Linked DNA regions of Homo sapiens: regions 1, 2, 3 and 4 are each linked to region 5. Evidence: chromatin contacts called from ENCODE Hi-C or POLR2A ChIA-PET data. All regions are on one chromosome and are shown on one strand. The core of a region is the stretch at or near the end of the contact, and the rest is flanking DNA. Distances in the headings are between cores, read along the strand shown.

Region 1 (4,198 bases), core at 1,698-4,197, 190 kb after region 5:
ATATGGTGCCCGGCATGTAATGCCATTTTCATTCAATAATCAATTGTCGGCTAAGCGCAGTGGCTCACGCCTGTAATCCCACCACTTTGGGAGGCCAAGGCAGGCGGATCACTTGAGGTCAGGAGTTCAAGACCAGCCTAACCAACATGGCGAAACCTCATCTCTATTAAAAATACAAACATTAGCTGGGCATGGTGGCATGCGCCTGTAATCCCAGCTACTTGGGAGGCTGAGGCATGAGAATCACTTGAACCCAGGAGGCAGAGGTTGCAGTGAGCCGAGATCGCACCACTGCATTCTAGCCTGGGTGACAGAGCGAGACTCTGTCTCAAATAATAATAATGATAATCAATTGTTGAGCGCTTACAATGTTTTAAACATGGTGCTACAATCTGGGGCTACCCATCAAAATAAAAGCTCTTATTTAGTAACTGCCTTCCTTGAGCCAAATATGCAACTTTCCTTCTCAAATATAATCCTCAGAATAACTTGCAAGAAGTGTTATTTTCACATTACATAAATGAAAAAAACTGAGTTCATTGAGGTAAAGCACAAAGTTACACATCTAGCAAGTGGCAGAGCTGAGAGCTGAACACTGACCTATCTGAATCCAAAGCCCAGTTACTCTCATCCTGCCAGAAAGCCTTACTATTAGCTGGAAGAATAAGACACACGTCCCTGCTGGGCTCGGTGGCTCACGACTGTAATCCCAGCACTTTCGGAGGCCAAGGTGGGTGGGTGGATCACTTGAGGTCAAGAGTTCGAGACCAGCCTGGCCAACATGGCGAAACCCCATCTCTACTAAAAATAAAAGAATCAGCCGGGTGTGGTAGTGCATGCCTGTAATCCCACCTATTTGGGAGGCTGAGCCAGGAGAATTGCTTGAGCCCAGGAGGCAGGGGTTGCAGTGAGCTGAGATCATTCACAATCTAAAGAGGGAAAACATGTACTAAACAACTCATAACAATACAACATACACAATAACATCAACTGAGCACTCTATGTATTAGGCATTGTTGTCATTGATCTTGTAACAGTTCTATTAGGTAGATGCTATTATTAGCCTCCTTTTTACAAATAGTGATACTGAAGAACAAAGAATTCAAGTTACTTGCCAAAATAGTCCACATACATGACCACTACGCTCTAGTACCACTCTAAAGAGTTTGCAATGTATGAGCAGTGTTCTCTAGGTGTTCTGAGGAGTGACAATAACTATGAGTGAGCATCAGAAAAGATTTCCTAGATGAGATGATTTGTGAGCTGGAACCTGTAAGTAAGAAAGCAACAGGTTTCCCCCTCTCTTCCTTTCTCCGCCATCGTGGTATGTGCTTGACTCTGCTTCTTGCCATGTCTTCTCACAAGACGTTTAGGATTAAGCAATTCCTGGCCAAGAAACAAAAGCAAAATCGTCCCATTCCCCAGTGGATTCAGATAAAAATTGGTAATAAAATCAGGTACAACTCCAAAAGGAGACATTGGAGAAGAACCAAGCTGGGTCTATAAGGAATTGCACATGAGATGGCACACGTATTTATGATGTCTGAAGGTCACAATCACATTATCATATCAACCTGAAAATGTCACCACTATCTGGAGAGTTGGACATGTTTTATTGGGGACATATTTTTTCTCTCTGAATCTGTTATGAACGCTTTGGTTGGCTGAGTTCAGTAATAAATATGTGAGACCTTTCATTTCAAAAAAAAAAAAGAAAGCAAGCAAGCAACAGGTTGAGAGAAAGGGAGATGGATGGGAGAAAGATAAACCAGGTAGAGGAAATAGCACGCGCAAAGGCACATTGTCTTCACTGTCTAATCTCTCCAATCCTTAACGAACGAAAGAGGCCTTGAGTGGGTCTGGTACAGAAGACTCTCCATTTTACTTCTTCATGTCCTTTTACCCATTCCTGTCTAACATTCATCACAATCCTCATTCGCCTTTCATATGCCACTCCTCTATTTCCACTGCCAATCTAATTTAAGCTCCTATTAGCTCTCACCTGGACCATTGCAATAGCTTTCCCTCCTTTCGCTCTCTGCCCCCCACCAATCTAAACACAGTTGAGGCCGGGCACGGTGGCTCACGCCTGTAATCCCAGCACTGTGGGAGGCCGAGGCGGTAGGATCACCTGAGGTCAGGAGTTCAAGACCAGCCTGGCCAACACGTTGAAACCCCGTCTCTACAAAAGTACAAAAATTAGCCCGGCATGATGATGGGTGTCTGTAATACAGCTACTCGGGAGGCTGAGGCACGAGAACCGCTTGAACCTGGGAGGCGGAGGTTGCAGTGAGCCGAGATCGCGCCACTACACTGCAGCCTGGGCGACAGAGCGAAACTCCATCTCAGGAAAATAAATAAATAAATAAATAAATAAATAAATAAATAAATAAAATCAGCCGGGCGTGGTGACGCCTGCCTGTAATCCAAGCTGCTCAGAAGGCCGAAGCAGGAGAATAGCCTGAGCCTGGGAGGCGGAAGTGGCAGTGAGCCGAGATCGCGCCACTGCACTCCAGCCTGGGCGACTTGAGTGAGACCCTGTCACAAAAAAAAAAAAAAAAAAAACCCAAAACCATTTCTTCCCGCAATCCCAGGGCACACACACTATAATCCTGCCTCAAATGCTCATTCCCAGTTATGAAACAGGGTACAGGCAAAACCACTCTGCCTAACAGTCACCCCGACGGCCGACGGCGAGGAATTGTGGAGGGGGCGGGGGAGAATTGCTCAGAACTTGGAAAGCGACTGGTCTCTCAGGATAGAGACCGCGACGCAAAGAAGTGACGGAAAAGATGCGTCCGCCATCCCTTTTGCTCCACCCCTGACGTTGGCCTCGGCCTTCGATTGGCTGCTCCTCCCACCAGCCCCGCCTCAGGGGCGCCCACGTGACCCGATGGCCGCCGTGGGATTGGTTGTTCGGCGAGAGCCGCGCTAGGCTGTAAGACCTGAGCCGGGCGGAGAAGCAAAGGAGAGGGAAGCTGGAAGCACCTTTGGCCCGGGACAGAAATCTGGAGAGCTTGGCTACCTCCATCCTCCTCAGGCCGGAGCAGGCTTCCTGAGAGAGTCCAGGTCGTAGGAGTTTTACGACTTAGAAAAGCGGGCTGCAGATTCCTTCCTGGGTGTTTGGTTCAAGCCTTGGCTCCAGCCTCACTCTCAGTCTTCCCGGGAGTTCGTGGGATTTGGACCTTAGATTATTAGTATTATTTTGAGGGCCTCCTGTGTGTAAGCACTGGTTGTGCGCAGATGGCTGTGCAGAGGGCCATGAGGTAGAGGCTGGGGAAATGAGGGCTTGGAGGTGCTTGAGGTATGGTCTTTACCTACGTGAAATGTTGGAGGTAAGTCGGATTTATAACTTGTGTTGATGCTTTTATAATCTAGGAGCTTAGGGTTTAGTAGGAAGAGTCGCTCATTCAATGAATTAAACGCTCATTCCTATGTACTAGGCACCATTCCGAGTGCAGTGGCTACAAAGACTAGTAGAACATAGTCCTGGTTCTTTAGGAACTCTGTGATTGGGCAAGTGGGAGAGAGGGCGGAAAACGTGAACTGGTGAGTAGTTGGCGTGTGATGCGTGCCGTAGTGGAAGAAAGTGCTGTGAGAGTTAGAAGAGGGGGATGATTGAAGGAATTAAGGACATTTAACAGAAAGTGATATTTGAGTAAAGTTTATTTTTGTTTTGTTTTTTTTTTTTTTTTGAGACGGGAGTCTCGCTCTGCCTCCCAGGTTGGAGTCCAGTGGCGCTATCTCGGCTCACTGCAACCGCCGCCTCCCGGGTTCAAGCAGTTCTCAGCCTCAGCCTCCCAAGTAGCTGGGATTACAGGCGCACACCACCACGCCCGGCTAATTTTTGCGTTTTTAGTAGAGATGGGGTTTCACCATGTTGGCCAGGCTGGTCTTGAACTCCTGACCTCGTGATCCACCCGCCTCGGCCTCCCAAAGTGCTGGGATTACAGGCCAAAGCCACCGCTCCCGGCCTTGAGTAAAGTTTAAAAAGTATACTTAGGGTGGGTATTTATCCCTCCATGAAAGCGCCTTTTACTCAGCCAGCACAGAGCCATCCCTTTGCCCTTCCAGATGCCTGACTGGGACCTTGCTTATGGATGTGTGAGCTTTTAATCTCTGGCTGTAATCTTACCCACTTCAACCTAAACTTGGAATGATTACTCTTGACCCTTTTTTTGAGTGATAAGGCAAATCT
Region 2 (4,360 bases), core at 348-2,847, 160 kb before region 5:
AGCTGCAGTGAGCTGTGAATGCACCACTGCACTCCAGCCTGGGCAACAGAGGAGACCCTGTCTAAAAAGAAAAAAAAAAAAAGTAATAGAGGCTGTAGGAAAGAACAGAGGAACAACAGCTACTTGGTGGGGCTGGGGCTACTAGCAGGTGGCAGTTAGTTGGTGAGTGTTGGGTGGGCCAAGGGTCTGATTTCTCATAATATCTAGGGATGGGGTGAAAATTCCTGCTGCCAGGCCAGAGGGGATGGTCAGCTCCAAGACAAGGAAGCAGTGTCCAGGTAAGAAATCTTCATTTCAATGGATCACAAACTCCTAAACTCTTAACAATTGAACAGAAGCATAGGTTTTATAATCTCTGTGCATGTGGGAAAACAGGAAAGAGCTCTTCCTCTCTCTTCTGGCTCGACAAAATAAATTCTTACGCGTATATCCCTTCCAGGAAAAAGCATTCATTTCAATGTCATCAGAACAGCACAACTTAGAGTTAAACAAGCCTTCAGGATGACAGACTTGGTAGCAGTTAGTGATTACTTTCATAGGACACAATAATATTCTCTGAAGTCTAGATGTTTTATACAGTTTTCCTTTGCTAGACATAACATTTGGAAAGACAATTTCAAGAAGCGAAATCATACCTACTTTTCTGCAGCTATAAAGGGTCGGAGAGACATTATCTACTTATCTTGCTGAGTTGGTTGTTTTCCCCACCAGATATGTAATTTTCAGAGCTAAGCACTGAAGTTTCACTAGTTATTTTGGAGAGAGCAAGTGCCAGACCCCAGAGTTCAAAACTTAGAAGATGCAAAGAAAAGGTCAGGATAGGATTATTATTATGTGGACTATAGATCTTGTGTTTCAGATCCACAGGAGTGGCATGAATATGGGTCTATGAAATGCTGATTCTATCAGATAATCTGCGGGGGGTTTTTCCTCCAATTATATGGGGGAAAAAAGCTGTGTAAGAAGAGATACATTGTCCACTACTTTCCAGATAGTTCTCAGATTTTTATAAGTTTTAAAAATCAAGTGGTACATGCACATAATATTGGAAGTGAAATAGTTTGACAGGGCTTAGTATAACACCAGCAGTCTCCTGCTCCTGCCCCCATCTTGTTCCTAGGGGCCATCACTTTGATGTTTCTTTTGGTACTTAGCTCTAAATGGTGCCATTTTGAGGTTTAACTAGATATTATCTATTTCCGGAAGATTTAGCTCAATTATACTCCCTCCCTATTTTGCTCTCCCCACATCCTGCCAAGATGATTTTATCACTGTTTTCGGTTAGAACAATATTCGATGTTCACCTTGTTATGAGCCTCTCTAGTCACAGTTGTGCTAGGTGATGTACTATGGGTGCATTTCATTTCTCATACAACTTTCTGCTTTCCTCAGGATTCATATCATCTTACTTTTTCTTTGTTTCATAACTTTTTTTTTTTGGTTAATCAAGTACATGAAGTCTACCATCAACTTTGTATCCTCAGGAGAAGGTCCCCCGAGCCTTCTGCCCTTGGATCCTGACTGGGGGCTCTCTGGGCCCACCCTCAGCTGTCATCCTGGACTCCCTGTCACATGTATCCAGAGGGCTCTTTTCCCAGGGTGGATCCTTGTTTCCTTGATGGAGCTGCTTGCAGGATATAGCATGGGAACAGGGTCAGGGCAGGGCTTGGGGGTGCCAAAGCCTCCCTGATTCACAGAAAAGTTGCATAGGGTACAGGGTTTTATAACTGTTTTGATGATTGGTACGGATTTCCTCTTTTCACAGACTAGATATTAGTCAGGGCTGCTTGTCACTCACAGATGTTTTTCTGATTTCAAAGATGATGTGTCCTTTGCCAATCCTGCGATTAACACAAGGGTAAGGAAACTCCAAGCCCCCTCTGCCCTTCAGTCTGGTTGTTCCAAACAAGTAGTCATTGAATTTTCTGCCCAGGGTCTACAAACCACCCAATACAGACAACCCCGTGTTCTGCTGACTGTGCCCAACATCTGTAGTGGCAGGTTTTCCCTCCTGGTGTCCTCGACCTCCACTGCATGAGGCAGCCTTAGCTCTTCTTCCCACATAATGAGGGCTGAGGTTTAGGTGTCTCATTTCTTATTTTTCATTTGGGGTATTGCAAAAAAGGGAACAGAGATGTCTTTGGTGTGACATCTTAAAAGTCTCCTATTACTACTATAATAAATGTAAAAATAAATGTAAAAAAAGATTCAGTAAAAATAAGTATAAAAAAAGTCCACTATTATTTAATTACCACTCTGCCAAAAAAAATTCTAGGGGAAAAAAAGTCCAGATGAAACATGTCACAATGCTAACAGTCTTTGGACAATAAATAAATCTATGTCCTTCCCTGCCCCTATTTCTAAAGATTTTTTTCCAGATTTCCCAAAATGTCAAGATTGACAGTGTATGTTAACCAATGGGAGAAAATAAAACAAACTTGAAAATTGTAAGGAGCTCTGAGTTTTTAAAACCTTTTCATTTTGAAGCAATTTAGACTTGTAGAAAAGTTATAAAAATAGTACAGTTCCAAACGCCTAGGCTTAAGCCATCCTCCTGCCTCAGCCTCCGAGGTAGCCGGGAATACAGGTATGTACCACTGTGTCCGGCGTCTCTGGACTTCTTTGATACCACTTTTATGTCTCACAGGTGCTTGATTTTCTTTTACTCTTACCATTCTAGCCATTCACTCAGTCTTCTTTGCAGGCTACTTTGCAATGTACATTTAATTTACCTCTTCCTTGATGGGGGCATTCCTCAGCCTTTGTTCTGAATGGGATGTTTTCAGAGTCTTCTACAGTATCTCTGGGTGATCTCTTCCATCCTGTTGCTCCAAGCTGATCGTGCCTGGATTTGTATCTCCATCGTAGGCCTGTTTCTTGAACTCTAGACTTATATTATTTAAGTCTCCATGTTCCTCGTCTACCAAATCCAGTTGATCACAGTGTACTGTTCATTTTATTTCCTAAATCTCTCCCAAATTTACCCAAGCCTCTCCTTCCCCACTGCCACTGCTCTAGTCCAGACCATCTCTCAACTGCTTGGCTGCAACGATCCTCTAATGGTCTCTCTGCCTTTAGTCTTCCCTCCCCACATCCTTCCTCTATTCTGAGTTAATAATACACCATCTAAAAGTGTAGACTGGACCATGTCTCTTTCTTACCTAAAAACTTTCATAAAGGCATAAACATGACCTTGGGAACCTGTTGGTCCGAAAAATAACTCAATTTAAACCAAGGAAAGAGAACTTCATCTTGAAGCAGTGTGTTTTCTGGATATTGTTAGATCTTTGAGGACAGAATCATGCTTGGCATACAGTGGCTAGTCAATAAATTGCTGTTGAATGAATTAATGAGTGAATGAGAAAATGGTTGTTTAATATCTCCTAAGATTATTGCCATTAAGTTAATAATTATTTGCCAAACAATTATGATATACAGGGCTCTATGGTGGGTTCTTCAGGGAATACAAAGTTGCTCTTTTCATGAACCTTACAGTTCACTGAGCACCTGTTATGTGCCAGATAATGTGGTAATGATGGGGATACAGTGTTATACAATATATACAGGATCCCTGACCTCATGAAGTTTTTTATTTAGTAGTGGAGACACCCACAAAAATTACATAATTACTTAATTAGAGTTTTTATAACTGCTATTAATAAAAAGCACAGAAATCTATAAGAACACTTTATAGTGGGACCCTAATCTAGCATGAGGGTTGGGGATAGTGGAGATGGAGAAGGGCAGGGTAGGGGTATAAGATATATATACATAAGTATAGCAAAAGAACATGCTAAGTTCCATAAGAGAACCACAGCAAAGCAATAATGAGATTTAGAGAAGGGAGAATCATGCTGAACAAATAATGTGTCCAAGACCCAAAGGAACTATTCTTTAATGATGAATCTCTGGGTATGCAGTAAAGGTATGCAGCAAAGGCACAGTGAAAGTTGATTATACAAATTGGGTAATTTTTGTCATACTCAACTAAAACAGAGTCTAGAGACCAGGGAATAAAAGCACTCAGGGCATAGAGCATTGCACCAAGGATATAATCCTCTGCTCGCTTGTCTTCTGTAATCTGAAACCCGTTACTGAATAGCTACTGAAACAATCTGCTACAACTCTAAGAGTAGTTTTAGTTATCGCTGTCACTCACCAATCTCTGAGCTTGCTGGTTCCCCAAAGCTTTACTAGCGTCAATAAACTTACTTTCGAAACAATTTGTAAAATTTCTCCTTTTTATAAAACTTCTGAAGTTTTTGTTCTTCTGGCATACTGAAGACCACCTGGTCTCTGTGTATGCCCCACATTACAGTTCTTGCTTCTCAAATAAAATGGTTTTTAAAAATATATGTAT
Region 3 (4,521 bases), core at 1-2,500, 210 kb before region 5:
CTGCTTAGGAATAAAAGGAAAGGCAGTTTCTTGCCATGATTCAGCTTTCAGCTTAATTTTTTTCCTTTGGTTTAGGGAGTTGGGGGTCCCAAGATTTCATTTTTGTGTATCTATCTATTTATTTCTTTTTAGAGACAGAGTCTCACTCTGCTGCTCATGCCAGAGTGCAGTGGCGTGATCATAGTCACTGCAACCTCAAACTCCTGGGCTACAGTGATCTTCCTACCCCTCAGCCTCCCGAGTAGCTGGGACCACAGGCACGAACCATCATGCCGGGCTAATGTTTTTCTTTTGTAGAGATGTGGTTTCACTATGTTGCCCAGGCTGGTCTCAAACTCCTGGATTCAAGTGATCCTCCCACCTCGGCCTCCCAAAGTGCTGGAATTACAGGCGCGAGCCATGGCACCGGGCCAAGATTTTATTTTCCTTTCATGTGTTCTAGCAGACAGTCACTCAATTTGTCAGCTCCGAGGTGTTACCCCTCTCCTCAATCAACTTCTTTGATTGTTAAGGAATCATACCTGTGGTTTCATGATCTGCTATGGTAAATTCTTCCGTAGGTTTTATGACACACAGACTATACCTTGTTCTAAAAGATTCAGATCAGCTCTTCCCAGCTTAAAGAATGTCTTTTGATATTGCACTTCCCTTGTTTGGTTTTTATAGACCTCAGCAAAGTGCATGTGCAAGTGCTTAGACTTTAACACATTACCCTACTGCTAAATGCCCAAACCCCACTTCCTCCCTGCCTCATTCTGGTCTTCTCCACATATGTCATGAAACGTGAGCGTTAACAACAGATCTTCTCTCTCAGCACCAGGATCTAGGCTCATCCACGTGTTATGGGATGGGACAGGTAGAGAGCAGTATTTTTTATTCTGTTCTTTTTGTAAAGGGCACCAACATGGACAGCACTTGGGTAAAAATAATGTGGATTTAAAAATTCAGATATTCGAATACAAAGCTGCAATGTTGAGGTGTTATGTGTTGTGCAAACTGGGCTGGGAGGCACGGTAAGGGAGCTGTCAGGATGTCAAACCCGAAGTGAGCTTTTGGGTGAGAGAAGGGGCAAAGATAGACAGGAGGAAGGTCTAGAGTGTTTGAACAGAAGAGAAATGAGATGCTCAAGGCATGGGCAAGAATGGAAGGGGAGACCGGGAGATGAGATTGGAGAGGGGCATTTGAGGGATGCTTTTAGGACCCAGGCTGGGGAGTCTGTGTTGGCTCATCAGGCACTTCCTGTTACTCCCCAGCCCTACTGAGCACTTTTTAAATGCATGCTTGTTGCATAATAAGAAATACACATATTTGGTCTCTGCTGCTGTTTCCTGGCACACAGCTAACCTCTGAAGTGATAAGTATCTTTTTGTATGCTCATGTAATAACTGGTGGCTGGGATCCCCTAGATAACCTCAGAATGTCAGAATGGGGGCTGGTTGCCAGGGGAAACAACCATGCAATTACAGGATTGGAACTTTCGGCCCCCCACCCCTTACCTCCAGGAAGGGGAGAGGGGCTGGAGGTGGGATTCATCACTAATAACTAATGATTTAATCAACCGTGCCTACATAATGAAGCCTCTATTTAAAAAAAATCCCTAGCCAAAGGGGCTTAAAGTGCTCCCAATTTGGTGAACACATGGAGGTGCTGGAGGGATGGCTACCTGGAGAGGGCATGGAAGTGCCACGCCCCTTGCCAATACCTTGCCCTCTGCATCTCTTCCATCTGGCTGTTCCTGAGTTTCTGTTTTTGTTGTTGTTGTTGTTTAAATAATAAATTGGTAATCTAGTAACTAAACTGGTTTTCTGAGTTCTGTGAGCCATTCTAGCAAATTATCAAACCTGAGGGAGAGGGTCATGGGAATCTCTGATTTATAGTTGGCCAGTCAGAAGCACAGGTGGCAACTTGGACTTGAGGCTGGCATCCGAAGGAGGGTAGTCTTGTGGGATTGAGCCCTTAACCTGTGGAGTCTGTGCTAACCCCAAGTGGTTAGTGTCAGCGTTGAATTGTAGGACACCCATCCAGTGTCAGAAGTAAGCTCTGAGAGTAGGAGTAGTTTAGGGAGGAAACAGAAGTTTTCCTTTAAGTGGTAAAATGTACATAGCACAAAATTTACTGCCAGGCGCTTTCTTTTTCTTTTTCTTTCATATGGGAAGATGGGTCTGTTGCCCGGGCTGGTCTCAAACTCCTGGGCTCAAGTGGTCCTCCCACCTCGGCCTAACCAAAGTGCTGGAATTACAGGCATGAGCCACCAAGCCACTTCCAGGCACTTTTTTTTTTTGAGACAGAGTTTTGCCCTTGTAGCCCTGGCTGGAGTGCAATGGCGTGATCTTGGCTCACTGAAACCTGTACCTCCTGAGTTCTCCTGCCTCAGTCTCCCAAGCAGCTGGGATTACAGGTGCCCGCCACCATGCCCAGCTAATTTTTTTGTATTTTTAGTAGAGGCGGGGTTTTGCCATGTTGGCCAGGCTGGTTCCAGGCACTTTTAATTCCCTCCTAACATCTAGAGTTTCATGCCTCCCAGCTTTTACCTGGAATGTTCTTTCTCCCACTTCCCTGTACTACACAAGGTCTGACCAGCTCCAAGCCACCTCTAAAACCTGGCTCCGAAATCCATCTCTCTGTTGCCCCAGAGGCAACATAGTATAACAGCTAACATCACAGGCTTTGAAATCAGACGGGATTGGGAGCGTGTCCTTGCTATGTCACTGGGCAACTTACTTGACTTGTCCTGGGCAACTTACTTGACTTCTCTAAGTCTTGTTTTTCTCCTCTGAAAGATGGAAATAATGATTCCTAACCAGCAGGGTTATTGTTAGGATTAGATGAAGTGAATGTGTATAAAGCTCTTGGCACGTAGTAAGTGCTCAGAATAAATTGCAGATCTTATTTTGTTGAAGTGAATCACCTCATCTTCAGTGTTACCCTTCTATACTTATCACATCTCATTGCAATCTTCATATGTCAGTTTTCCCTATTGTATTGTGAGCTTTTGGAGGTCAGGGTTGTATCTGTTATTTTGGTAGCCAGTACCCCAAAGGTGCTCATTTATTTAACAAAGACATGACTGTTGAATTTGCCCAACGGTAATAGGAAGCCATTGAAGATTTTTCAACAGAAGAGATGAGAAGACATCATCATCATCATCATAAATGTAAATATGGCATTTACTAAATAAATACTTAATAAATACACACTCAATAATAAACATTTATTGAGTCATAGTAGTGTGTCTGGATTGATAGTAGAGTTTCCATACATTATCTCATTGAGCCCTCAAACTTTATGAGGTAGGTAGTATTATTCCCATTTTACAAATGAAGAAGCTGAGGCTTGAGGAAGGGAATATGAAATAGTATTTGGAGAAGACTATACATCAGCCCATGGAATGTCAGCACTGGTAGAGTCCTCTGAGATCGACTAGTCCTGATTTTGTACACATGAAAATAGAGGCCCCTAGAGGGAGGTGAATTGGTCAAGCTGGGGGCAGTGTCAGGTGTATAACCTGGGTCCTTTGACCCCATTCTAGGCCCTTTCATTCTGGATGAACCACATGTTTTCTACAGACAGGGCTGGAGAGAAGCTGATGATAACAAGTCACTGAGTGAGGGGTGTGTGTGAGGATGGAGCCCAGCAGGAATCTTAGGCTTGCCACTGTCTACCCTGCAGGTCTGAGGAAGATCCTGAAGGTTGTGGGGCAGGTTCCAGATCTGCCATCCTGCCTGCCCCTGACTGACAACACCCGCATGCTGGCCTCTATCCTCATCAACAAGCTCTATGATGACCTGCGCTGTGACCCGGAGCGCGATCACTTCCGCAAGATCTGTGAGGAATATATCACGTAAGTTTCCTGGAGGCCTCACAGGGTCAGGCTCTGTCTTGGTTATCTATGGCTGTGTAACAAATTATCTCAAAATTTAGCAGCTCAAACAATAGTGTTTTATTATCTCACACCAGAACAGAAATTTGGGAGTGGTTTGGCTGGGTGGCTCTGGCTTATGGTCTTTCATGAAGTTACAGTCATATGCTGGCTGGGGCTGCAGCCATCTGGAGGCTTGACTGGGGCTGGAAAATGCTTCCAAGATGGTGGACTCACACAGCTGGCACACTGGTGCTGGCTGTTGGTGGGAGGCCTTGGTTCCTCTCCCTGCAGACCTCTCTGCAGCCTGCTGAAGCGTCTTCACTGCATGCCGCTGGCATGCCACAGTAAGAGAGCCAAGACAGAGCAAGGCAGCAGGGAGATGTCTTCTCTATCTAGCCTCAGAAGACACATGTCATCACTTCCGCCACATTCTATTCGTTAGAAGCAAGTCAGTAAGTTTGACCTATGTTTAAGGGGAAGAAATTAGGTTTCAGCTTTTGAAGGCAGGGGTGTCAACATATTTTTGGACATATTTTATTTTATTTATTTTTTGAGACAGAGTCTCACTCTGTTCCCCACGCTGGAGTGCAGTGACACAATCATAGCTCACTGCAGCCTCGAACTTTTGGGCTCATGTAATCCTCCTACCTCAGCCTCCC
Region 4 (4,168 bases), core at 1,151-3,650, 230 kb before region 5:
GAGCTGGTGCAGCGAGTCACAGCCCGGACTCTGAAGATAGCCTGTGGCTGGTAGATGATGTCTAGGACCTTCTCTGTCTCCACTGCCTGGGACTCCAACGTCTTCCCCAGTGAGGAGACGATCTCAGCATCGTGGACAAAGAAAGCCAGTGGCAGGGGATCCTCCTGAAGGACAATGGTAAAGGACAAACCCGCAACAATGGATGTGCAGGGGCACCCTCTGCCAGGGATGCTCCCCACTGAGCTGTGGGAGGTGAAGCTTCTTCTTTTCAGCCATCGTGCTAGGGATACCCCCATCATTGCCCATTGAGCAAGACCTTTTATTTATTTATTTATTTATTTTTGAGACAAGAGTCTCGCTCTGTCACCCAGGCTGGAGTGCAGTGGAGCAATCTCTGCTCACTGCAACCTCCGCGTCCTGGGTTCAAGAGATTCTCCTGCCTCAGCCTCCCGAGTAGCTGGGATTACAGGCACCCATCACCACGCCTGGCTAAGTTTTATATTTTTAGTAGATACGGGGTTTCGCCACATTGGCCAGGCTGGTCTCAAGCTCCTGACCTCAGGTGATCCACCTGCCTCGGCCTCCCAAAGTGCTGGGATTACAGGCGTGAGCCACTGTGCCCAGCCTAGCAAGACCTTTTAAGTCACTGAACAGCAGTTGCAGGACACTTACACAGCACTTGGAAATTCTTTTTTCTTTTTTTTTTGAGATGGAGTCTCGTTCTGTTACTCAGGCTGGAGTGCAGTGGTGAGATCTCAGCTCACTGCAACCTCTGCCTCCTGGGTTCAAGCAATTCTCCTGCTTCAGCCTCCCGAGGAGCTGGGACTACAGGCGCCTGCCACCACGCCTGGCTAATTTTTGTATTTTCAGTAGAGACTGTTTTCGCCATATTGGCTAAGCTGGTCTCGAACTCCTGACCTCTAGTGATCTGCCCACCTCAGCCTCCCAAAGTACTGGGATTACAGGCATAAGCCACTGCACCCGGCCTGAAATTCTTTATCTGCATCTCATAACAACCGTGGGAAGTAGATACTAATATTCCCACTGACAGTTTTCAAAAGCAGAGGCTCAGAACAACTAAGTAATTAGTTCAATGTCCTATTGCCAATGATTAATTCAGGTTCTTTACGTCCAAGATAGGATTAGCATATAGCATTATGCAGTGTTTCCCAAACTACCACACTACACTATATTTGTGTAAAAAGCTCCCAAAACGCCTGTTAAAAAATGTAGACTTTCTGCTTCATCCCAGAGTTTGGTTTAGTAAGGCTGGGATGGGGTCCAGGAACTGCAATTTTAAGGACCTCCCCTGTCCCCAGGGCAGCTCTTCAGTAAACACACTGGCTTAAAGGTTAAAAGCAAAGGCCGGGTGCGGTGGCTCACGCCAGTAATCCCCAGCACTTTGGAGGCCAAGGCGGGAGGATCACGAGGTCAAGAGATCGAGACCATCCTGGCCAACGTGGTGAAACCCAGTCCCCACTAAAAATACAAAAATTAGCTGGGTGTGGTGGCGCGCGCCTGTAGTCCCAGCTACTCGGGAGGCTGAGGCAGGAGAATCGCTTGAACCTGGGAGGCAGAGATTGCAGTGAGCAGAGATCACGCCACTACACTCCAGCTTGCCAGCCTGGCGACAAAGTGAGACTCCGTCTCAAAAAAAAAAAAAAAAAAGGTAAATAAATAAATAAATAAAAGCATGGGTATTCGGATAGTTTTGGGTTCCAATTCCAAATCTGCTACCTACTACATAGCATCGTGCAAAATACTGAGTCCCTCCGGGCCACGCTGTAAAATGGGGATATTAACGTGTCCCAGACTGGGGGACTGTGACAAAGAATCAATGAAATACAGCATCCGGTGCGTTCAAAGCTAGGCCCCTCTCCGCAGGTGGACCCCTTTGGTTGGCGTGTAAAGCGCTATGCCACTGATTCCATCTCTGACATAGGTGGGAGCTCACGCCAGGTGGGTCACCACAGTCCGTTAGCGGGGGACCATGAACCGCAGACCCTCGGTAATATGATTCCCCCACCGCATCCGCCCGGGGGTGGAGATGCGAGGCCGCCCTGGCCAGCCACTTACCTGGGCCAGTAGCGCGTTGCACACGAGCTGCAGCCTGTCCGGGGTGATGTCCACGGGCACGTCGAACGGGGAACCCAGCAGCTGCCCGCCCTCATCCTGGAACTGCACTAGCAACCGCTGCACATCGCGCGCCACCGCCTCGTCCTGCGCGAGCAAGTGGGGCGGGAGTCAGTCTGGTCGCCCGCCCAGAAGGGCCCCACTTCGCCTCTCTCAGGCCTCAGGGACCCGGGCCCTAGCGCCCCGCGGCGACGCCCCCCGCCCCCATCCACGCACACCCACCGGCACTGCTGCCGCCATCCTGCGTCCCCACGTGGAGGAGAAAGAGCCCGGCAGACAGAGCGCCGTCTCCGTGGTCGGGCGGGGTCGCCGCCGGCCACATCGCCCTCTGCTGTTGGGGAGGAGAAGCGTCCCGCTGCGCACGGCCTCAGGGATTAGAAATGGGCTTACCTGGTGCTCCTCCCGCCCCTCAACAGCCTTCACATTTATTTTTCGCCAGGGTCTTAGAGGACACAGTAAACTTTTGACTCTTCACAACAGGGATTCTTGCCCCATTTTAATTTAATTTCATTTTGAGACAGAGTTTCACTCCGTCGCCCAGACTGGAGGGCAGTGGTGCCACCACGGCTCACTGCAGTCTCGAACTTTCTGGCACAGCGATCCTCCCACCTCAGCCTCAGAGTAGCCTGGACTACAGGCACATGACACCCTGCCCGGTTATTTTTTTCTCATTTTTTGTAGAGACGAGGTCTCACTATGTTGCCCAGGCTGGTCTCAAACTCCTGAACTCAAGCAGCAAGTCCCCCACTCCCCAGCCTCAGTGTCCCAAAGTGCTGGGATTACAGGTGTGAGCCACCACGCCTAGCCTAGAAATTAGTATCCTTTTAAAAATGGATCAAGTCAAGGCTGGGCGTGGTGGCTGACACCTGTAATCCCAGCGCTTTGGAAGGCCCAGGCGAGCAGATCACTTGAGTCCAGGAGTTCGAGACCAGCCTGGCCAACATGGTGAAACCAGGTCTCTACTAAAAATACAAAAAAATTAACCAGCCGTGGTGGCATGCGCCTGTGGTCATAGCTACTGGAGAGGCTGAGGTGGTAGATTCTCTTGAACCTGGGAGGCAGAGGTTGCAGTGAGCCGAGCTCTCACCACTGCACTCCAGCCTGGATGACAGAGCAAGACTCTGTCTCAATAAATAAATAAATAAATAAATAAATAAATAAATAAATAAATAAATAAAATGGATCAACTCAATAATACTCGAGTACAAAAGCAAATCATTTCTACAATCATCAATGCTGTAAAGCAATAATAGTGATAATGACATCAACAAGTCAGGAATTGTTCTAAGTGCTTTCCCACATAACTCATTTAATTCTTACAACCCTTTTCTCCCCATATTACTGAGGAACTGAAGCAGACAGCAATGAACTTGAGCTCTTTTGCCTGAAACGAAGGATCTCCCTTGCCAACTCTCCTCTCTCTCCCTCCACTGCTCAGGCAGTCTCAAGCTCTGCCAAGTCATCCTCATGAACACAGCTTGAATCTGCTCTCCCCATCTCCACTGCCTCACTCTGGTCAGAGTCACCATCATCACCTGCCTGGACCGCTACAACAGCCTCCCGATGAGCCCCCCCATTTCCATTCCTGCCTCTTTCTACCCATTCTCCACGATGCAGCCAGGGTTATCTTTTCAGACCAAAAATCTGGCCTGCTGCTCTTCACCCTCAAACCCTGCGACGGCTCCCTTACATGCAGGAAAAAAAGAACACTCCTTATAATGGTCAATTCAGCCTTGCTATGTCCAGCCACCCCTCTCTTTAGGTTAAATCTTGCTGGCTTTTTCTGAGTTCTTACAAGGCATGGCTCTTCCTGCATCAGTGATTTTGCCCATGCAGTTTTTTCTGTCTGGAACTGTTATGGAGTGAATTGTGCCCTTCCCCTAATTCAAGCTTGTCCAACCCCTGGGCCACAGGCTGCATGCAGCCCAGGATGGCTTTGAATGCAGCCCAACACAAATTCGTAAGCTTTCTTAAAACATTATGAGATTTTCTTTCGATTTTTTTTTTCAGCTCATCAGCTATCATTAGTGTATTT
Region 5 (4,197 bases), core at 667-3,166:
AGGCATGTGAAAAGGTGCTCAACATCACTGATCATCAGAAAAATGCAAATCCAAACTACAATGAGATACCATCTCATCCAAGTTAAAATGGCTTTTATCCAAAAGACGGGCAATAACAAACGCTGGCAAGGATGTGAAGAAAAGGGAACCCTCAAACAGTGTTGGTGGGAATGTAAATTAGTACAACTATTATGGAGAACAGTTTGGAAGTTCCTCAGAAAACTAAAAATAAAGCTACCACACAATTCAGCAATTCTACTCCTAAGTATTGACCCAAAAGAAAGGAAATCAGTATATCCAAGAGACATCTGCACTCCTATGTTTCCTGCAGCACTGTTTAAAATAGCTAAGATTTGGAAGCACTCTAAGCGTCCATCAGCAGATGAATGGATAAAGAAAATGATGTGCATATACACAATGGAGTACTATTCAGCCATAGAAAAGAATGAGATCCAATCACTTGCAACAACACGAATGGAACTTGAAATCATTACGTTAAATGAAATAAGCCAGGCAGAGAAAGACAAACATCACATGTTCTCACTTATTTGTGGCATCTAAAAATCAAAACAATTGTATTCTAAGAGCAGAAGGATGACTACCTGAGGAAGGGTGGTAGGAGGGAAGGGGTGAGGTGGGGAGAGTTAATGGGTACAAAAAAATTAGAATGAATAAGACCTACTATTTGATAACACAACAGTTATTATAGTCAATGATAACAATTGTACGTTTTTAAATAACTTAAAGAATGTAACTGGATTGTTTGCAACTCAAAGGGTAAATGCTTGAGGGGATGAATACCCCATTCTCCATGGTGTGCTTATTTCACATTGCATGTCTGTATCAAAACATCTCATGTACCCCATAAATATACACATCCACTATGTACCTACAAAAATAAAATAAAATAAAATAAAAACTAATGAGCATAATTGGATTGTTGGTAACACAAAGGATAAATGCTTGAGGCGATGGATACCCCCATTTACCGTGATGTGATTATTAAACATTACATGCCTGTCTTAAAATATCTCATGTAACCCATAAACATATACATCTACTATGTACCCACAGAAATTAAAAATTAATTTAAAAAAAAAGAAAAGAAAGGGAAATGGGCTGCGACAGATGTGCCCTCTTGGAAAACTAAAACTTAGAGCTCTTTGTCCTTCTGGGGTAGCACGTGTATTCTACAGATCTTGTCCAGAGGGAGACATTTTTCTCATTTCTCCCCCCTCTAGATTATAAATCTCCCCGCAGGGCAATGGCAATTCTAATTCTGCCTTTTAGTTTCTATATTAAGGAAAATAGTTTAGAGTGGTTGGTCGGTCACATAGACAGCTGTAGAACTAGTTTCTCAAGTTTAAAATACCAATAACTCTGAAACCTGAGATCTGCAGCCCTGGGAGCCACCAAGGTGCACTCAGTGGCCTTCTAGGCTTCGGTTCCTGCTCCGCGCCCCGCAGAAACCGCGGCTGGCTGGCCAGGGGCTCTTCCAACTTCCAGCGGGAGCAGGTGCACAGGTCAGGCCCGCCCCGCCCCTAATGCCTTCTACCCCCATTACCCACCCCCGCCCCGCCCGCCAGTCCTCCATAGTCCGCTTTTTAGGGAACCTGCTGAGCAAACTAGCTGGGCCCCCGGACAGGGGAGAAAAGCACAGATACCCCCACTCCACTCCACCCCCAGCCCCTCCGCACCCCTCCAGCCCCTCCCCACACCCCACACCCTGGCTGGGGTGGGGTGGGAAGGGTGCTGCTCCCTTCTCGAACCTGGCACTCGAGTTACAGCCCGACGCGGATTCGGCTGGGCTAGACCCTGAAGCACGGGTAGAAACGCAACTCCGGAGTCCCAGGCTGGGGGCAAGGACCCTCTCTGACCTCTCAAGCTCCAGCGCTTCCGAAGCCCCCTTAGCGTTTCCCTGGAGGCGCCCAGGTCGAGTCCTTATATACTAGCGGGTTGGCGCCATCCCACGCACATCCCACGCAGGAGATGCAAGAGCCAATGGGCGGGTCTGCTAAGCCCGCGAACTCTGCCGCGTTAAATTGCCTAGAAGCTCCCACCCTTCTGACTGTTGCCACGTAGTTCTTAGTTTCCGGGAATTTGGGGATTTTTTCCTCCCCCTTCTTCCCACCCTTCCTCCGTCTCCTCGCTCCCTCCATCCATCTCTCCCTCCCTATCATCTATCTATTCATCTATCTGGATTACAGCAAAACAAAGAATAAAGATTATGAAGAAAGAGAAGAACTTCCCAGGCCCAAGCAGCTGTCGGCTCCTGCGCTCCCAACGGGGTGGCCGTTTCCTTCCTCGCACCCTCTTCTCTCCCGGTGCCTGCGGTCCCACCTTCCAGATACCCCTCGGAGAGTCCAGCTGAGCTCTCGCCAGAGCTTTCCCCTTCCAACCCGCTCGACTTGCCCAGATCCCAAGCTGGGCTTCTCTCTCCATCGCCCCAGAAAGTGGGTCTTGGAGACCGAGGCAAGAATTTGGGCCTCCGCTTCTGTTCCAGACCCCGGACCCCTTGCCAAAATGCGGCAGATGTGCAGATTGGGCCGCGCTTGGTTCCTGGCTGGGTTTATGGAGCCTGCGGCTGAGGCAGGCTCCGCAGACCCCGAGCCAGAGTGGGATTTAACGGCGGCCGGTGCGCTGTGCTTGGTCAACCCCGGTAACCGTCACGCTGCTAGTGATATGAAAAAAACCTGCCAGCGTTCTGCTTTTCTGCCCCGCTGCAGTCTTTAGCACCCGCCAGGATTCTGTCCGAGTGTTTGGATTTTGTAATCCTCCTGTCTTTGGCCAACTCCCCATCCTTGGCGGAGCGCTCGCCCTTGGCCGGGCTCCGTGCTGCCAGCCTTGCGGAACCCTAGGCCCGGGCGGCTCTGTCGGAGGCCCACTTCTCACTGATGCGGAGTGGCCCGAGGGTGGGAGCAGCGGTTAATGCCGCACTGATTAATACAGGCTCCAGTGAAAGCGAAAGTAAGAAAATAAAACGGATTTCATTATACATATACAATGTGTGTATGGATACATGTACATACATATTACACTTATGTGTATGTTACGCACGTTTGTTAAAATGAGGTCATAATGTTCATGCTGTTTCATAACCCACTTTCTTTCAATGACCACCTTTTCATTTCAGTAAATCTTCGTATTCTCATGTTGCAGCTTCTCCATTTTTCTTTAACATGTTTACAGAGAGTCTGTGCAAACCTGTACCAAATCCAGAACCATGCATCTATAACGTGCTAAAAGATTGTCAACCTAGAATCCTATAACAACCACAAAAAAGGCCTACCTAAATGGAGGCAAAGTAATGACTTCAGACAAAAAAAAAAAAAAAGGAAATCTGAAAATCTGAGGGAATTTGTCACCAGCCGATCTTTCTTATGAAAAAATATTAAAGGAAGTTCTTTAGCTGGAAGGAAAATGATACCTGAATGAAACTCAGATCTACAAAAAAGAATGAAGAGCACAGAAGATAGTAAATATGCAGATAAATATAAAAAATCTCTTTTTTACTGTTAAAATTATTCTTTTTTTACAATATAACAAAATGTATTTTCATTGGATATTAATTATGAACCCACAATGCATGTAAACTAAATACAATACTTCAAATCATTCTGCACAAAGAAATTACAGATCACATTTATTTAATAACAAAATGTCTAATTGTTTAATAAAATGTTTTTAGGAACTTACAATATAATTTTCAAAAACAAAGAATAAAAATATTAAATATATCACTTTATGGCAGAGGACAACATAAATTTATTTCTGCAACACAGCAGGCAAACTTTTGTGCTAGAAACAGTGGAGAAAAAATTTAAAGCAAAAAGTCAGGAAATGGATGTTCACAAATTTCTGGTTAACTGAGGCTCAATAGTTATTGTAAGAAACGGGCGTTTGAACATCAGATTTTAAAATAAAATATTTTAAATATTTTTATTTTATAATATTTTAAAGATTTTATTTATAAGATTTTAAAATTTTAAAATATTTTTATTTTATAAAAATAAAAACTTCCTCAAACACCAGAGTTTTTCACCTCAGCAAATGTCTTTTCCTTTGATAATTCATAATCCTGCTGTTCATTTGTCACATATATGAATATCTGGTAACTTCATAAACAACTACCAATGGCACACTTCAAATGCTGAGTCTGTTGAATTTTCTTATATCTTTTTCCCCAATGAACCTAGA

The links. A loop is a pair of places that touch in the nucleus more often than their neighbours do. ChIA-PET counts read pairs that join two places held with the same protein, here RNA polymerase II (POLR2A). Pooled maps may share reads with other maps.
Region 1: a map of ascending aorta shows a loop between it and region 5 (11-fold over the local background). The contact joins the promoter of SNHG30 here to the promoter of SLFN11 in region 5. A Hi-C loop is called at or near these places in 1 of 168 maps with a recorded cell type or tissue (ascending aorta) and 14 of 50 pooled maps. POLR2A ChIA-PET finds 5 or more read pairs at or near these places in 12 of 52 experiments (AG04449, AG04450, CD4-positive, alpha-beta memory T cell and 8 more).
Region 2: a loop to region 5 is called in a pooled map, with 5 times the contacts of the local background. The contact joins the enhancer-like site here to the promoter of SLFN11 in region 5. A Hi-C loop is called at or near these places in 7 of 50 pooled maps. POLR2A ChIA-PET finds 5 or more read pairs at or near these places in 9 of 52 experiments (CD4-positive, alpha-beta T cell, CD4-positive, alpha-beta memory T cell, T-cell and 4 more).
Region 3: a loop to region 5 is called in a map of naive thymus-derived CD4-positive, alpha-beta T cell, with 2.6 times the contacts of the local background. The contact joins the enhancer-like site here to the promoter of SLFN11 in region 5. A Hi-C loop is called at or near these places in 4 of 168 maps with a recorded cell type or tissue (CD4-positive, alpha-beta T cell, CD8-positive, alpha-beta T cell and naive thymus-derived CD4-positive, alpha-beta T cell) and 9 of 50 pooled maps. POLR2A ChIA-PET finds 5 or more read pairs at or near these places in 6 of 52 experiments (AG04450, activated CD4-positive, alpha-beta T cell, activated CD8-positive, alpha-beta T cell and 3 more).
Region 4: a map of endothelial cell of umbilical vein shows a loop between it and region 5 (7-fold over the local background). The contact joins the promoter of NLE1 here to the promoter of SLFN11 in region 5. A Hi-C loop is called at or near these places in 1 of 168 maps with a recorded cell type or tissue (endothelial cell of umbilical vein) and 7 of 50 pooled maps. POLR2A ChIA-PET finds 5 or more read pairs at or near these places in 2 of 52 experiments (AG04450 and HEK293T).

What each region holds. Positions count from the first base shown.
Region 1 is chr17:35,565,167-35,569,364 of GRCh38, forward strand. It overlaps SNHG30 (small nucleolar RNA host gene 30), which reads left to right and starts at 2,948. Exons shown (of 2, transcript NR_135479.1): 1 at 2,948-3,335. It also overlaps the pseudogene RPL39P32. RefSeq lists enhancers at 2,302-2,984, 2,685-2,814.
Region 2 is chr17:35,213,179-35,217,538 of GRCh38, forward strand. No RefSeq gene overlaps it. Among named protein-coding and RNA genes, the nearest start is that of SLC35G3, 21 kb to the left of the region's middle. Within about 2 kb of position 1,598, at least 3 of the 41 ENCODE cell types and tissues checked have a DNase peak (open chromatin) inside an H3K27ac peak, as active enhancers do; they include CD4-positive, alpha-beta T cell, where a contact is called at or near this core.
Region 3 is chr17:35,160,326-35,164,846 of GRCh38, forward strand. It overlaps UNC45B (unc-45 myosin chaperone B), which reads left to right. Exons shown (of 20, transcript NM_001267052.2): 9 at 3,670-3,841. Among named protein-coding and RNA genes, the nearest start is that of UNC45B, 15 kb to the left of the region's middle. RefSeq lists a silencer at 277-447. Within about 2 kb of position 1,251, at least 3 of the 41 ENCODE cell types and tissues checked have a DNase peak (open chromatin) inside an H3K27ac peak, as active enhancers do; they include CD4-positive, alpha-beta T cell and CD8-positive, alpha-beta T cell, where a contact is called at or near this core.
Region 4 is chr17:35,139,903-35,144,070 of GRCh38, forward strand. It overlaps NLE1 (notchless homolog 1), which reads right to left and starts at 2,401. Exons shown (of 13, transcript NM_018096.5): 1 at 2,356-2,401; 2 at 2,077-2,220; 3 at 1-164. The coding sequence starts at 2,373. RefSeq lists an enhancer at 1,832-2,709.
Region 5 is chr17:35,371,705-35,375,901 of GRCh38, forward strand. SLFN11 (schlafen family member 11) reads right to left here and starts at 1,917. Exons shown (of 7, transcript NM_001376007.1): 1 at 1,770-1,917. LOC105371933 (a long non-coding RNA gene) reads left to right here and starts at 1,393. Exons shown (of 2, transcript NR_171638.1): 1 at 1,393-1,523; 2 at 2,208-3,151. It also overlaps the pseudogene UFM1P2. RefSeq lists enhancers at 1,885-1,934, 2,025-2,074, 2,745-2,844.